2 separate regions of the Homo sapiens genome follow, and region 1 is linked to region 2. A link is a loop called in an ENCODE intact Hi-C map of the cell type or tissue named here. Cell type or tissue: Calu3. All regions are shown on one strand. Region 1 holds the start of LOC124904192 (a long non-coding RNA gene). Region 2 overlaps FGGY (FGGY carbohydrate kinase domain containing).

Region 1 (8,000 bases), 58 kb after region 2:
TATCATGTATATATATTATATATATAATACATATTTTATATATATATATATATATATATATGGCGACACCACAAAAGCCAATGCGTATACCTAGAAAATAGGTGACCACCAGCAGGCCCAAGCATCTCATTACACATAGCAGATGCTACAGTGGCAAGATATTGTAGATACCACCTTTTTAGTGAAATAGAGGTTCTCAAATTCTCTTTGCCTGGTCAAGTCTGGTTCAAGAAGTCCAACAAGCAACTGGTAACTATTGTAGGTCAGTGTTCAGAGGAGTGCTGTACATAATTTGTATTTTAACACAATAAATATTATAATAGTAATAGTGCCCATTTATCAAAACCTATGAGCTTTTAGTCACTGCTCTTCTTACTTTTCAGTTGCTATCACCTTCATTGCTAACACCAAACCAATGGTATTAGAATTAGATTTTATAGTAATAGAATTAGATTCTCTACATGAAGAGTCTATGATATTGCAACCTATTATTCTACAGTTGTAGAAATACAAGCACAGAAAGATTACATAATTTGTTCAAAGTCACTATGTAATGGGACATGGTCAGGATTTTAGCCCAAGATTCTCTGACTCCATGGTATGGCGTCTTCCTACTATACCATGTAGGTTAGAGAGGGCAGGCATAGAATGTGATGAGTAGAAAAGGAAGACCACCTCATTTGCAGGAGGCTCCCCTGGTAGGTCCTGTCTAGGAACAAAACCACAAGAGTCATGAAATCCGAACATGCTGAATCTTTTAGCTTCTTCCAGTCCTCTCCTCTGATTCCTTCTCTGTTCCAAAAACAGAGACACGGGATTTTGAATGGCCCATACAGACCATCAACTTCAGTGTATACATTTTACAGTAGAGAAAACTGAACCCAGAGAAGGAGGTGGCTTCCCTGGAGTCAACCAGTTGTGGGAGCAGAGTCTAGATTGAATCCAGAGCTCCTGACTCAAGGAAGGCTTCTTCCACGTTGTCAGCACTCCCTGCTATGGCAGCACCATCCTGCATCTTCCCCCACCTGGAGTAGGAAGCTCATCTAAGCCAGGGCAATAAGTCACAAAGAGAACAAGGGAGTTGGCAAAAATTCAACAGATTCCAGGAGTGTGGGCGGCCAATTCTGAACTATTCAGAGCATAGTCTTTTTAGCTTGAAATCATCATCCACTTTGGCACCCACAGTGACCCAATTCTCTAGATAATTGCTGGTGCCCTATTTTGTTCTCACCTAGCCTAAGGCCACATGCAAAAAGCCTTCCCTGGGTAGATCATAATTAATCACTCTTTCCTCTACAATCCAACAGCATGTTTTTTGGAATTACATCATTCTGCTCTACATAATGGCTTTTTCCCTTGTGCTTCCCTCTTCTAATTTAGATTATAATCGCCTTGAGGGCAGAGCTCTTTTTGTAGATAATATATCCATAAGAGGCAGGTGGTTTAGCATAGCACTTGGGAGTTCAGGTTAGGGGGTGGACAGGCTTGGATGGTGGTGGCTTTATCACTCACAGGGCTTGTGACCTTGGGCAAGTGATTTAACTTCCCTGCAACGGTTTCCTCACCTGTAAAAAGGCTATAATAATGTTATTTTTCTCCCAGAGTGGTTATAAGAATCAAGCAAGATAATGCAAATAAGTGTTTTAGCATGTTGTCTGCCACATGACAAATGCTAGACAAAAGTCAGATAAAATTATGGTTATTATGACTCCCTATTCCCAGTGTATTGGACATCGCCTGACACACAGAGGGTACTCAGCTCATTCTGGCCGAGCTTACAAAGCTTGAGGAGAGATCCTTGATGTTACAGCATGTGGAGATATATGCTTTTGGGGTCATGAGAGCAAACTGCAGAACCTGTGAAAGCTGTTAAAAAATTCACAGTGGTGGAATTCAGTTTTCTAGCACAAAAAGTTTCTCCCTATGGTCATGTCTCCACGGCATGCCTTCAGAGGGAAATGCTTTAAAAGTGCAGAAGGTGTTCTCTTTAGAGTTATTTTAAGAACAAAACGCTTGTTTCAAAAGGAAAATTCATTATTTTGTCAGCAAAATACTTGACTGTTAAGATGTCCAATGCTTTCAAGACCCATGCAAACAGTTCTACCATGGAGAGTTACCCCACTTCTAGGAAAAGGAAAACTTGGGAAATACATGAAAATACTTTAGGTGTCATTGTGCTAAAAATATTACAAGGTTTAAAGCAGTGGTTTCTACAATTTTGCTTTTTTTTTTCACAATCAAATACAAAGATCACATAAAGAAAACTAGGGATTTATATAGGTTTCTCAATTTTTTATCCTGTCTCATTTACTAATTAAAACCAAATCTTACAATGAGGATTTATTTGACACAAAATTGTATCACTAAAAACATAGGAAGCAGAGGATCTCAAAATAAAGGATGTTCTTTTTTAAGGTAAATACACTTCCTTTTATGACCTCATGTATTTATTGCATCACACACCAGTGAACACTTTGTCAAGGGCCAGCGTTGGTTTCTCGTCTGGACTACTGTTTGCAAACTGCTGACTTACAAAATGGTAACAGCCTCCTAACAATGGGTGAATCTACAGGATGTCAAGCAGCAACTCTCAGGTGAACCACTCAGTCAGTGGATCTGGTGTTAACTATACAATGCCAAATGTCTTCTGGTGATCTGAAGACATCAGGGGCTTTTCTATCATGTAGACCAAACATGATTCAGGTAACTGACAAAATTTTTCACTTCCCAACCAGATGTCTTACTTGCATAGAAATGAAGCCCAACTTGTACTTTCATGTGCAAATAGGCTAGACATAAATTCACCCCTGGAGGGCAGGATTAATTGCTTATCCTCAACGAACGCTAAATTACATATTATTTCTTCTTCTATTTCCAACTATTTTACCTTTGAAGAAGGTTTTCTGCTATTGTTTTGAAAAGCACACATTTCATCTTAGAAATGGTCTGTCTTTTTACATGTTTCTTCCTTTTTTTTTTTTTTTTTTTTTTTGGCAAGAAGGCAGTGTGCTACAATGAAGAGTGTGATCTTAGAAGTCAGGATAATCTGAGTTCTAATTCCATGCACCTACTTTCCCAAACTTTAAGGGCCTTGCAAAAAAGGCACTTAAAATCCCTGAATTCAGTTTCTCTGCAGATATATATCATAAAAGCCATCTATAAGAGGCACTGTGAAGATTTGAGATCATTTATTCCTATAATATGTATTGGGTGCTTGCTCTGTGCCTGGTACTGAGAGACCATGGAGAACCACAGTGTCTGCCTGTCCTCCAGGGGCTCTGTCAGTAACAACACACTCATGCCTAACAAGCTGGAATGACAAACGTACCATAAAACTAAGGTGATATCTTTATTCAGGATTTTAAATAAAATTATGAGTAACTCCAACTGTTGCTGATCCTTAAAGATGAATATCAAGTTTATAAAAGGAAGGATATGTCTGAAACCTTTGCTCTTCCTTAAATCTACTTTCAAGCATACCCTGGAATTTGCTCTGATCATATTTGTTTAAAGAATTCACGTGGTTATCAATGAGCTTCCACCTTCTATGCCGTTGTCCTGACAACCAAGCATTTACTAGACAGAATATGGAAAACAGGTAACAATGTGTCTCTACAGTCAGGGTTGTAGGCAAAATTCGACAGTACAGAGACAATCAAATGACTAGGGTCTTTGTGTTTGAAATCCTTAAAGGGAAATACAAACATATATATGTATATATTTACACACACACACATACATATATATACATGAATAAAAGAGAGTAAAGATTTTACAGAGAAATTAACTGGGCAAGGAGAAGCTGCTATGCATGACTCACTTGTACTTTAATAGCAGCTATGTTTCAAGAGTCAGGTCACAGGTAATGTTGCACATAAGGAAGAAAGGCTAAGTCTGCTGTTACTGTTGTTCAGTTACACTAATAAGATGTTAGGTTCTTTTCCTAGCCTATGTTTCACCAAAGCCAGAAATATCTCAAACATATGAAGAAATGGAATACGACTATGTTCTTAAACTTTTTTTCCAGGACCAAAACTTTTTTTTTCCAAATGAAATCCTCTATAGCACTCTAGCACAGCAGTCTCCCCTTATCTGCAGTTTCGCTTTCCATGGTTTCAATTTCTCATGGTCAACTCTAGTACAAAAATATTAAATGGAAAATTCCAGAAATAAACAATTCATAAGTTTTAAATTGCACACCATTCTGAATAGTGTGATGAATTCTCACGTTATCTAGCTTGGTCCCACCTGGGATGTGAATCATCCCTTTGTCCAGCAAATCCATGCTGTAGGCACTACCTCCCTGTCGTCCGCTTAGTAATCCTCTCAGTTACCAGATCAAAAAAAAAAAAAAAACAAACATAGTATACATAGGGTTCAGTACTACCCATGTTTTTAGGCATCCACTGGGGGTCTTGGAAGGTATTTTCCATGGACAAGGGGGAACTACTATATATAATTATTCTCTGGTTCAAGCAGAGAAGAAAGTGTCCAGGGGTGATACATGCAACAGCTCTGGCACCAGAGGATCATCCAGATTTGGGGGGCTGAGAAATAGAGATCAAAATCTAAACATTAACCTATGGTGAGAGACTATCCATCTTGGAAGCATTAAAGAGGGGAGGGATGGTAATTTGGAACTGTAAAATAGAGCTCCTTGAAACTTCTACTACAGTGCAAAAGCAGAAGCAGCAGAAAGTGTCCACTTTTAACCACACAGACAATGACCTCACTCCTGAATGAAGGAGGACACTGGCATTTGCAGTCCCTCCGGGGGAGGAGTGGAATTTGCCAAGTTGGCATTTAGCCAAAATGATGGAGTAAAATCCCTGAAGCCCTCACTCATGTTGACGTGGAAATCGAGCAGAGAAAGATTCAAAACATGACATAACTTAATGACACTTAAAGTTCTATCTACGTCACCCAGTTGGTGGGGGAGGGGGATCATACACATATTGGGAAAAATGCTCAAGTGCTAGGATGGCAGCATGAACAGCATTTGGGAACTTGTTAGAAGTGTGCATTCTCAGTCCCCACCCTAGACCTACTGAAGCAGAAACTGTGGTGTGGAGCCCAGCCATCCTCCCTCACCAGGTGATTTTGACGCACACCAAGGTATGAAGAGCCCTGCATTAGAGTCACCTAGGGAGCTTCTGAAAATAGCAATTCCTGGGCCCCATTCTTGACTTCTGGTCAATGTTATAAAGTGGAACCCTAGGATTCTTATTTTTAAAAGCTCCCAGGTAATCCGGAGACATAAGCAGAAATAGGCACAGAATCCAAAGAAAATAAATGTTAACAATGAGAACATTTAAAGGCATTATGTATTGGATGTGTGAATTTTACAAGTACAATCTAAGATTAAACGATGGCCTCTCTTCTGAGTTGAATGACTTTGGGCAAGCTACTCGCCAGCCTACTTCTCCTCATTTGTAAAATACACATATTTTAGGGTTGTGAAAGTTGAATGATAATAAATTCTTGGTACAGTGTCTGGTACATAGTAAGCACTAAATAAATGAGGTCAATTTTTATTAATCTCCTAATAACAATAAAGAAAAGCTAACTCATGTAGAATCCTGTTATACCAAGTGGCACAGGTTGGGGTACAGGAGGGAGACCCTCCAGCATCTTTGAAGCTTTCTTACTCCCTTGTGTCCTGTTGTCCATGAGAATATGCTCTTTCAGGGAAATGTAACATCCTCTAATTATGCTGCCTGGCAAAAATCAGGTGCAAAAAAGGGCCTGGAAGACTGCGTACGGAAAAATGGGGCAGCAGTGTGAGAGTATTCTGAAACAACGCGAAGACAGAAATAGCAGCGCCGACAGAGTTGCAGGTACTAACAGGAAATCCACACTTCCAGGAAGGGTGAGCCAACTGACATGGGGAAGAATTGTTCATTCTCTCTGGCCTTCTGTGTGCAGAAAGGAGACAGGTGAGAGTCAGAAGAACAGACTGGCAACAGAGGATGGAGGCCTACGGCTGAACAGAAATGGGCAATTCTTGCTGAAATCCAGATGAGGAGAATTGCATTCTACTCTGGTTTTTTTTGTTTCTTTGTTTGTTTGAGACGGAGTCTGGCTCTGTCGCCCAGGCTGGAGTGTAGTGGCATGATCTCGGCTTACTGCAACCTCTGCCTCCTGGCTTCAAACTATTCTCCTGCCTCAGCCTCCTGAGTAGCTAGGATTACAGGTGCCTGCCACCACGCCTGGCTAATTTTTGTATTTTTTAGTAGAGATGGGGTTTTGCCATGTTGGCCAGGCTGGTCTCAAACTCCTGACCTCAGCTGATCTGCTGCCTCGGCCTCGCAAAGTGCTGGGATTATAGGCATGAGCCACCGTGTCCAGCCTCTGGCTGTTTTTTTAAGCAATTATTTCCACTAAGGTGAGAAACCAGCACACTTCAAGCACTTTTTTTCCTCTTCCTGCTGGAAATTTGTAAATCTATTTTCCAAGGATGATGATGTGGGATGTTTGGGTCTACATATCTGTGTTTTGGCAGTTCTTTCTCTATGAAATACCCTTCTCTATTCTTCACAAGGCTAACCTCTCTACTCCTTCTGGAAGCAATTCAGGGGTCACCTACTCCAGGAAGGCAATCCTGAATGCTTACCTGTTTCACACCCAGAGTTGTGGTAGTTAGGCCCCCCTCATTATTGCCATAACACCTAACATATAATTGTCATGTTGCCTTAAATCAGTGTTTCCCAGAGGAGTTTAAAAAGATGTTAAAAGGTATTATTTGAAAGAAGCTATTTGTGCAAATAAATTTAGGAAATGTAAAGTTGAACAAAGTACACAGGTTTCTGTGATGTAACAATTGGGACTTTAATATGCTGGTGTGCACTGAGAATCTCTAAGGAAATATCACATATGAATCCCCAACCTGATTTGATTGTAGACATTTTTTTAATCAATCTAGTAACCACATTTTATTTATTTATTTGTTCATCTATTTTATTTTTTTTTAACTTTTATTTTAGGCTCAGGGGTACATGTGCAGGCTTGTTACACAGGTAAACTGCGTGTCACATTAGTTTGGTGTGCAGATTATTTCATCACCCAGCTGATAAGCATAGCACTCTACAGGTAGTTTTTCGATCCTCACCCTCTTCCCAACCTCTACCCTTAAGTAGGCCCCAGTGTCTACTGTTCTCTCCTTTGTGTTCATATGTACTTGGTGTTTAGCTCCCACTTACCAGTGAGAATATGCAGTATGTGGTTTTCTGTTCCTGCATTAGTTTGCTTAGGATAATGGCCTCCAGCTCCATTCATGTTGCTGCAGAGGACAAAATCTTATTCTTTTTAATGGCTGTGTAGTATTCCAGGGTATACATGTGCCATATTTTCTTTATCCGGTCCACTGTTGATGGGCATCTAGGTTGATTTCATGTCTTTGCTATTTTGAATAGTGACACAAAAAATAAAAATATCTAGGAATACAGCTAACCAGAGAGGTGAAAGATCTCTACAACGAGAATTACAAAACACTGCTGAAAGAAATCAGAGATGACACAAATAAATGGAAAAACATTCCATGCTCATGGAAAGGAGGAATCAATATTATTAAAATGGCCATACTGCCCAAAGTAATTTACAGATTCAATGCTATTCCCATCAAACTGCCAATGACATTTTTCACAGAACTAGAAAAAACTATTCTAAAATTCATATGGAACCAAAAAAGAGCCCGAATAGACAAAGCAATCCTAAGCACAAAGAACAAAGCTGGAGGCACCACATTACCTGACTTCAAACTATATTCCAAGGCTACAGTAACTAAAACAGTATGACACTAGTACAATAACAGACACATAGATCCATGGAAAAGAATAGAGAGCACAGAAATAAAGCCACACACCTACAACAATCTGATCTTCAACAAAGTTGACACAAACAAGCAATAAGGAAAGACCCCTCCCCCCAATTCAATAAATGGTGCTGGGATAACTAGCCATATGCAGAAGATTGAAACTGGACCCCTTCCTTATACCACATAT
Region 2 (8,000 bases):
CATAATGTTTCTATGTTTCTCAAATGTCTTGAAAAACAAGCTACCTTGAGCTTCTTGAGTGCACAGTCTGTCTCTCATTGTCCACTGAACCACATCAACCCTCTCCTCGCCGAATCAATGCCTAGCATATACTTTGTTTTCAAAACATGCAGTCTGAGAGCTAGTCTTGACACAGAGAGTGTCCTGAGAATGCTGGTTCCTAGAGGGCTGACGACAACAGGTCCTGGTAAACAAAGAGGAAGCGAGGCACCTTCTGAGCAGCACCTCAGCACTTTCATTGTTAGGTGTAACAGTGGTCTACTGTACCGTGTGGAATCCCATCCCACTCCACCCCTCTGGTAACTTCTGCCAATGTCACTTGTTAAAGAGACCATGACAGAGAAACTGGTCCCACTTGCCCACTCTTCTCAGCTAGTAACAGAAGACCATCAGTTCATAATACATGACTGTGCTGTCTCCCTGTGGTGCCCTCCCAAAGGGCTCATACACACCCACATCCTGCTCAGGCCTCAGGGGAAGTCAGCTGTGAGGCTTTGTGGACACAGCAAAGAAAAACAAAGTGGAGAAGACTGAGGAAAGGGCCTACTACAGAAATTGGGCTGGCAGGAACAGTGTCTCAGTGGGGGCGGGGAAGCCATGATCCTGCAAATATCTCTTCCTATAGGAAAACCTCCTCATCTACCCAAGACTTGGGACAGCCCCTTCTTCCTACTTCCACCACACTCCAGCCATGCATTAACTATAGTAGTTACCATTTTGTATTGTAGTATCTCCTTTTTCTGTCTGTCTTTCTCAATGTGCCTGAGCTCTTTGAAGGCAGGCATGACATTTTATCTTATGAAGACTTTTAGCACTTAGCCAGGTAAATTAAAAAAAAAAGTTTTCTTTATGAGTGAATAGTTAATGAATATTTTAAAAATAAATTTTAAATTTTAGAATAGTTTTACAATATAAGATGGTTGTAAAGATCATATATACCTCACATCCAGTTACATTTCCCCTATCATTACTATCTTGTCAAGTATATATGTCACAGTGAATGACACTGATATATTATCATGAACTGAAGACCATACTTTATTCAGATTTCCTTAGATTTTACCTAATGTTCTTTCTCTGCTCCAGGATCCCATCCAGGATACCATATTACATTTAGTTATCATGGCTCTTTAGGTTCCTCTTGGCTGTGATAGTTTCTCTGACTTTCCCTGTTTTTTGATGACCTGGATGACAGCTTTGAGAAATACTGGTCAAGTATTTTATAGGATGTCCCTTAACTAAGATCTGTTTGGTGTTTTCCTGGTAATTAGACTGGGCTTATAGGATTGGGGGATGAACACAACAGAGACAAAGTGTCATTTTCATTACATCATATCAAGGGTACGTACTATCAACATGACTTATCATTGTTGATGTTGACCTTGTCACGTGGATGCTGTTTCTCATATTTCTCCAATGTAAAATTACTCTTCCCCCGTTTTCCATACCATATTTTGTGGAAGGAAATCGCTATGTGCAGCCCACACTTAAGGAGTGGAAAGTTATGCTCCACCTCCTTGATGGTGGAACATTTATATAAATTATTTGGAATCTTTCTGCATGGGAGATGTCTCTCTTCTTTTCATTGATTTATTTATTCAAAATAATTTATGTCAGTATGGTCTTATGGATATTTATGTTATACTTTGAGTTATAATTCATAATACTTCATTTTACTGCTTAAATTGTTCCAGTTTTGGCTAGTGGGAGCTCCCACAGTTGGCTCCCTGTGACATATTCTCATCTTTTTTGTTGAGAACTTCCTAACTTTCTGGCACTGCAAATGCTCCAAGCTCATCTTGTATATTTCCTATTCCAATCCTAAAATCAACTATTTCTCCAAGGAGTCCTGGTTCTTTGTATTGGATAATGGTATTAGATACCATGATCTGGACACTATGTGCTTGTAAAAACTAGCTCTTGAGGTATCCTTATTTCTAGACCATCTCAGCTAACAGAGCCAGGAAATAAATATGTGTTTACTAACCTGTATATGTATATATATCCATAACTATTTCTATATGCATCCATCTGCATCTATGTTAAACTAAATATGAGTTTGTTTCAGGAAGTCAGGGACCTCAAACAGTGGGACTGGCTGGAGCTGCAGCAGAGGAACATAAATTGTGAAGATTTCATTTTAATATGGACATATATCAGTTCCCAAATAATACTTTTATAATTTCTTACGCCAATCTTTACTTCAATCTCTGAACATAAATTGTGAAGATTTCATTTTAATATGGACATTTATCAGTTCCCAAAATTAATACTTTAATAATTTCTTATGCCTGTCTTTACTTTAATCTCTTAACCCTGTTATCTTCATAAGCTGAGAATGTACTTCACCTCAGGACCACTATTGTGTTAACTGTACAAATTGATTGTAAAAGATGTGTGTTTGAACAATATGAAATCAGTGCACCTGGAAAAAGAACAGAATAACAGTGATTTTAGGGAACATAGGAAGACAACCATAAGGTCTGACTGCCTGTGGGGTCGGGCAAAAAGAGCCATATTTTTCTTCTTGCAGACAGCCTAAAACAGATGTGCAGGTAGGGAAGATATCGCTAAATTATTTTCCCAGCAAAGAATATTAATAATTAATACCCTGGGGAAGGAATGCATTCCTGGGGGGAGGTCTATAAAAGCCACTCTGGGAGTGTCTGTCTTATGAGGTTGAGATAAGGACTGAAATATGCCCTGGTCTCCTGCAGTACCCTAGGCTTATTAGGGTGGGGAAAAAACCCACCCTGGTAAATTTGAGGTCAGATCGGTTCTCTGCTCTTGAACCCTGTTTTCTGTTGTTTAAGATGTTTATCAAGACAATACATGCACAGCTGAACATAGACACTTATCAGTAGTTCTGAATTTGCCCTTGTACTGTTTCCTCAGAAGTATGTGATCTCTGTTCTCCTTTTTGCCTTTGAAGCATGTGATCTTGTGACCTACTCCCTGTTCTTGCACCCCCTCCCCTTTTGAAATCCTTAATAAAACTTGCTGGATTTAAGGCTCAGGTGGGCATCATGGTCCTACTGATATGTGATGTCACCCCCAGCAGCCCAGCTGTAAAATTCCTCTCGTTGTACTCTTTCTCTTTATTTCTCAGCCGGCTGACACTTACGGAAAATAGAAAGAACCTACGTTGAAATATTGGGGGTGGGTTCCCCCAATATGAGTTCATACTGATGTCTCTAATTCTAGTCCATAACCACATGGATTGTTCATGTGATTAACAACTCATTTTTAATAACAATATCATATTTGGTATTTTGTGCCAGGTACAGTGCCAAGTCATTTACAAAGATGGCCTAATTTGAACCTGAACAAAACTTTATGGGTAAATACTATCACTCACATTTAACAGATGCAGAAACTGAGGCACTGAAAGATGAAGCATCCTGCCTAAATTCACACAGTAAGTGGTGGGGGCAGCGTATGAGCCTATGTCTTTGAGTCTCCACATCCCTTCAATGATAGAGAACCACTATCTCAATATTAAGACTGAAAAAACTTCAGTTCTGAGCGATTTAAGATGCAGATGTAGTTCCCAGCTCTCTTCAGGTATTGTTCTGCTCAAATCTTACCTCCTCAGTGTTTCTCCCTACCCCGACCCCCCCAGGGTCCTGTCCCCATCTGACATGCTAACTGGAAGACAAGTTGCCAAGTTACAACCCAACCTGACAGCTCAAGAAAAGGATGTCAGTACAATGGCAAGGATCAGCTCCATCTTACCCCATGACTTTTCAACCTCTGGCTAACCCCTGCTGTGTATTATCTGGGGTTTTGGTGACTTGGTAGTAATTAACTCTGAACAAGCAGCTCTGCTTTCATGGAGTTAAAAAAAGAATGGCATTTTTCCCCTGTTAATTAAATCACCCACAAGGAAGATAAATGTGCAGCCCATGCTTGTATCTTCTAAAATATCAAAGGCCTTATTAACATGTCTTATGTTCAACCTCAGGCTTTTTCTCCAGATTCCTGGAAGCAACAGGAACCTGGAGGTACGAAGCTTCTAAGTATTTACCAATACTCACTTATGTGGTCATTCGTTCATTCATTTATTCTTTTTGGGTGATCTAGAAAGAGGCAACCTGGATCAAGCACAAAACGTTCCTGGGAATTTTGTCTCAATCTACTAAATTGGAAACATCAGAAGTAAGCAGACAGGAAGAAAGAGGATCCTTCAGATCATGCTGAAAACCACTTTTTGAAAAGCCCGCATCACCCTTTGGTCCCTGTGTTCTGTTTGGTTAATTTTTCCTCACAGTGGCGGTTTTATTTGCCAGAACCACAACAAAGGGGGTCCTTGAGTCTCCCTGGGAGTGTTTCCTCAGACCTGCACCTCTCCTAGACCTCACAAAGGTGTTATTGTTGCTGGGTTCCCAGCACCTGAGGAGATCAAAGGCACTTTCCCATGCCAGCATGACCACAGTCTCACCCTCATGACATAACATTAAAGCTGATGATTAATCCCCTTGGCCCAGAGGGTCCCTTCCCACTCCCAAGTACAAAGCAGGATGGGGGTGGGGACTTTATTTCCAGCACAACACAGCCATCATAAACTGGCCTTTTATGGCCCTCATTCATCGCAACCAACTGCAGCTGCCCATCAAACTCGTTAAAGCCCAAACAGTTGCTTCATGTGAGCCGTTTACATCACTAGGAAAGTTTAATAACAATCTCCACCATTTTTGAGTGTCTGCTGTGTGCTAGGTACAAACCTACATAATGCATGTTACTCAACAACCCTGTGAGACTGGCATCATTATCCCCAATTTGATGGATGAAGAATCTGAAGCTTAGAGAAGTTAAGTAGCTCACTCAGGTCAGAGGGCCAAAACATGCATGAGCAGATGTTCAAGCTTGCCTCTGGACAATGTAAAAGCCCATGTTCTCACCATTCCTCTATGGGTACATCATCTTCATGCACAATTCAGGGAGGCAAGGAGGAGTATGAGCTTTGGAATCAGAGTTAGATTTCAGTTCTTAGCTCAAGAACTTCAAAGCTTTGTGACTTTGGGAAAATTACTGGACTTTTCTACGCTTTAGGTCCCAAATGTGTACATTAAATGGGTAGGGAAAGCCAGCCTCATCTCCATTAAGAGACAGTAAGACTAAGAAGCAGGCCATCACAGAGACACTTGCATCCATTTAGATTTGCTTCTGTTCAGAAATCTGAATTGAGTGGGGTAAAAATGCCTGAGATTCAGATCTCCCAGGAGAAGCCTGATTAGATGTATCCCTGTGAAAATAAGAGATAATTTAAACAGGATTAAATCAGTATTCAGTGAAGACAATCTAACAAGTGTAGACTCATATCAAGGGAAAGAAGGGCTGGCTCCTGGGCTGGTGCCTTCTGGCTTAAAGAGGCCTCAGGCCTCTGCAGATCTCTCCCTTCAGGGACAGCTGAGCCTTACAAAAGGGCTGCTGAGCAGAAGAAATATGCTGAAATTATTATTATTATTTTTGAGATGGAGTGTCGCTCTTGTTGCCCAGGCTGGAGTGCAATGGCACTATCTCGGCTTGCTGCAACCTCTGCCTTCTGGGTTCAAGCAATTCTCCTGCCTCAGCCTCCCAAGCAGCTGGAATTACAGGTGCCTGCCACCACGCCCGGCTAATTTTTTGTATTTGTAGTAGAGACGGGGTTTCACCATGTTGGCCAGGCTGGTCTTGAACTCTTGACCTCAGGTGATCCACCCACCTCGGCCTCCCAAAGTGCTGGGATTACAGGCGTGAGCCACTGTGTCTGGCCAAATATGCTGCAATTTTTAAACTTAGAAAAATTCCATTCAAGACTGCCCAGAGCCCAAACAGAAGGAAATCTATTTCCTTAAAGTCCAGCACAAATGTCACCTCAAGAAGATTCTATCACCCTGCACCCTCCCAGGCAGAGTCAGCCACTGTTTGCTTTCTGCTCAGTAACAACAACAGTCCTAGTGATTAAGAGTGAGCCCTTGTGATGTGCTTACTGCATGTGGAGCACTTAGTATCACCTCATTTAATTCTTGCAGCACTCTGACAGGTGCTGTCACTCTCTACATATTGTAGATGAGGAATCTGGGACCCAGAGAGTTTAAGTACCTTGCCCAAAGGCCCACACTTAGTAAACTGAGGAAGTGGGACTGGAAACCACTCGGGCTGGCTCCCTCAGCCATAGAAAATGGGATGCCATGTGCAAGAATACCTCGCATATTGCTTGGCACATAACAGATGCTTAGTATCATGAGTTCAATTTGTATCTACATTGGGGGGCCTCACATTATATTCTAATACCTGTTATAACTTCATCTCATCCCACTGAGCCGATGTCATTCTTATATCCACAGTTTAGCACAAGAGCAGGGATTGATAAGTAAGTACATGTATTTATATCAACTGAACTAGAATATCTGATGGTAAAAAGGCTCAGGGGTCCCTACAGTTGCAAAACAGTCTCACATCCCACTTAATTTCCTCCATAGCTGCTTTGGTTCTGCCCTGGGCTGTGTCCCGCTCTAATCTCTGCTCATCTCCCTGCTCCTCCCCCACTCTGCCCTCTATTATACTTATCTGGGAAAATTCCAAAGAGTCGTCGATTTAAGTTTAACAGAGTAATGACTTTTAAATAAAAATATGGTAGAAATGGGTACTTATCGGAATGGAATGCTTTCAGACTCATGCATTTAAAGAAGATATAAATTTTAGGGCAGGCACTAAATTTTAACTGCAATCTTGGAGAAAGCCTTTTCACTAATTCATGGAGAAAAATTAACAAAGTGAAAATTGCTTATCAGTGTTCTTTTGAAGTCATGATACGCAGGCTAATTCTATAGATCATCAGGACGCTCCCAGGGAGATGGATTTATATTGATTGAGAGAGAGTTCCCTGGCCAAGGAAAACAGACACTCTTTGCCGAGAAGACCCCGCTACCCATTAGGGACAGATCAGTCTGGGGGAGCTAGACTTTGTCACCTTAGGATCAGATGTCACCATTCATGCCTGGGCTCTCTGGCCAGGGTGACGTCAAAGGGAGCACTCAATCCTTTTCATGCTTACTAAGAATTTGGCCCCTGGAAAAAGATCCAGCAAATGTTAAGCAAGGGAGGTAGAGTGGGGAGCTGGGCTTCTGGCTAGACAAAGCACAAGGGGCAGGCAGGGAAAAGAGGAAAGAAGTGAAAGGGTGAAGAAGCCAGCACTCAGGGTCTCCTTCCAGGCTACCTCCTGCTGTGTGGTGGCCTTGCCTTTGTGCTCAGTGGACTCACCCCCATGTGACAAGAAGACGTTCCACAGATGACAGCCAGCCGTGACGTCACTGGCTGCCCCTCACAGATGAGGCCGTGCCCTCTCACATCTGCCCCAATCACTCCTGTGAGAAAGGAAAACAAAAACAAATCCTCTTTAACACATAAAAAAAGAGGGAGAGAAAGCTAAAAACAAGCATTAACAAATCTTCTTTTTAATAGTCAAACAACATGGAGGAAGGGTCCTGTGTGTAGGGCAGTCTCAAGGAGAAACCCAAAGGGCATACTTGCCTGCATAGGAAACCTCGGAAGCCTGCTCAGATTTTGCTTTGTTCTGGTCAATGTATGGCACCCAACGTTATAATAATGGCAGTAATTGTGATTGTCATAATAAAAGCAGCAGCTATCAGTTATTTTCTGCTCACTAAATACCAGGCACTATGCTACATATTTGCATACATGGTCTCATTTTAACACTATCATAGATATTATTAATGTTAGACATCAGAGGAGAAACTAAGGTCTGCAGAGGTTAACTGACTTGCCCAAGGTCACTGCTAAGAAGGAGCGGAGCCAAATGGAATCTGGTTTAACACATCACATCTCAGTCCCAAAGAAGCAAAAGCAAAGGATGGTCTGATGACTGAATCTTTCTGGCATCCCTAGGTCACCATTCTTACTACTACTTATCGCAGAACTCCAATTGTGAAGGAGAGAATGACTGAGAGCGAGTTCCT

What was found. Peaks named below come from ENCODE experiments on the same cell type or tissue, not always from the same donor. Only the 100,000 strongest peaks of a DNase experiment are listed, where the experiment ranks them.
Region 1: a loop joins it to region 2, with 3 times the contacts of the local background. A loop is called at or near these places in 3 of 110 quality-filtered maps.

Annotation. Positions count from the first base shown.
Region 1 is chr1:59,495,656-59,503,655 of GRCh38, reverse strand. The region is part of intron 6 of FGGY (FGGY carbohydrate kinase domain containing); the gene reads right to left. LOC124904192 (a long non-coding RNA gene) reads left to right here and starts at 2,624. Exons shown (of 3, transcript XR_007066139.1): 1 at 2,624-2,703; 2 at 5,732-5,837. In Calu3, no CTCF peak of the experiment used is centred here; a DNase peak (open chromatin) is centred at 3,565.
Region 2 is chr1:59,553,512-59,561,511 of GRCh38, reverse strand. FGGY (FGGY carbohydrate kinase domain containing) reads right to left here. Exons shown (of 16, transcript NM_018291.5): 8 at 7,285-7,388. Among named protein-coding and RNA genes, the nearest start is that of MIR4711, 180 kb to the left of the region's middle. In Calu3, no CTCF peak of the experiment used is centred here; a DNase peak (open chromatin) is centred at 4,361.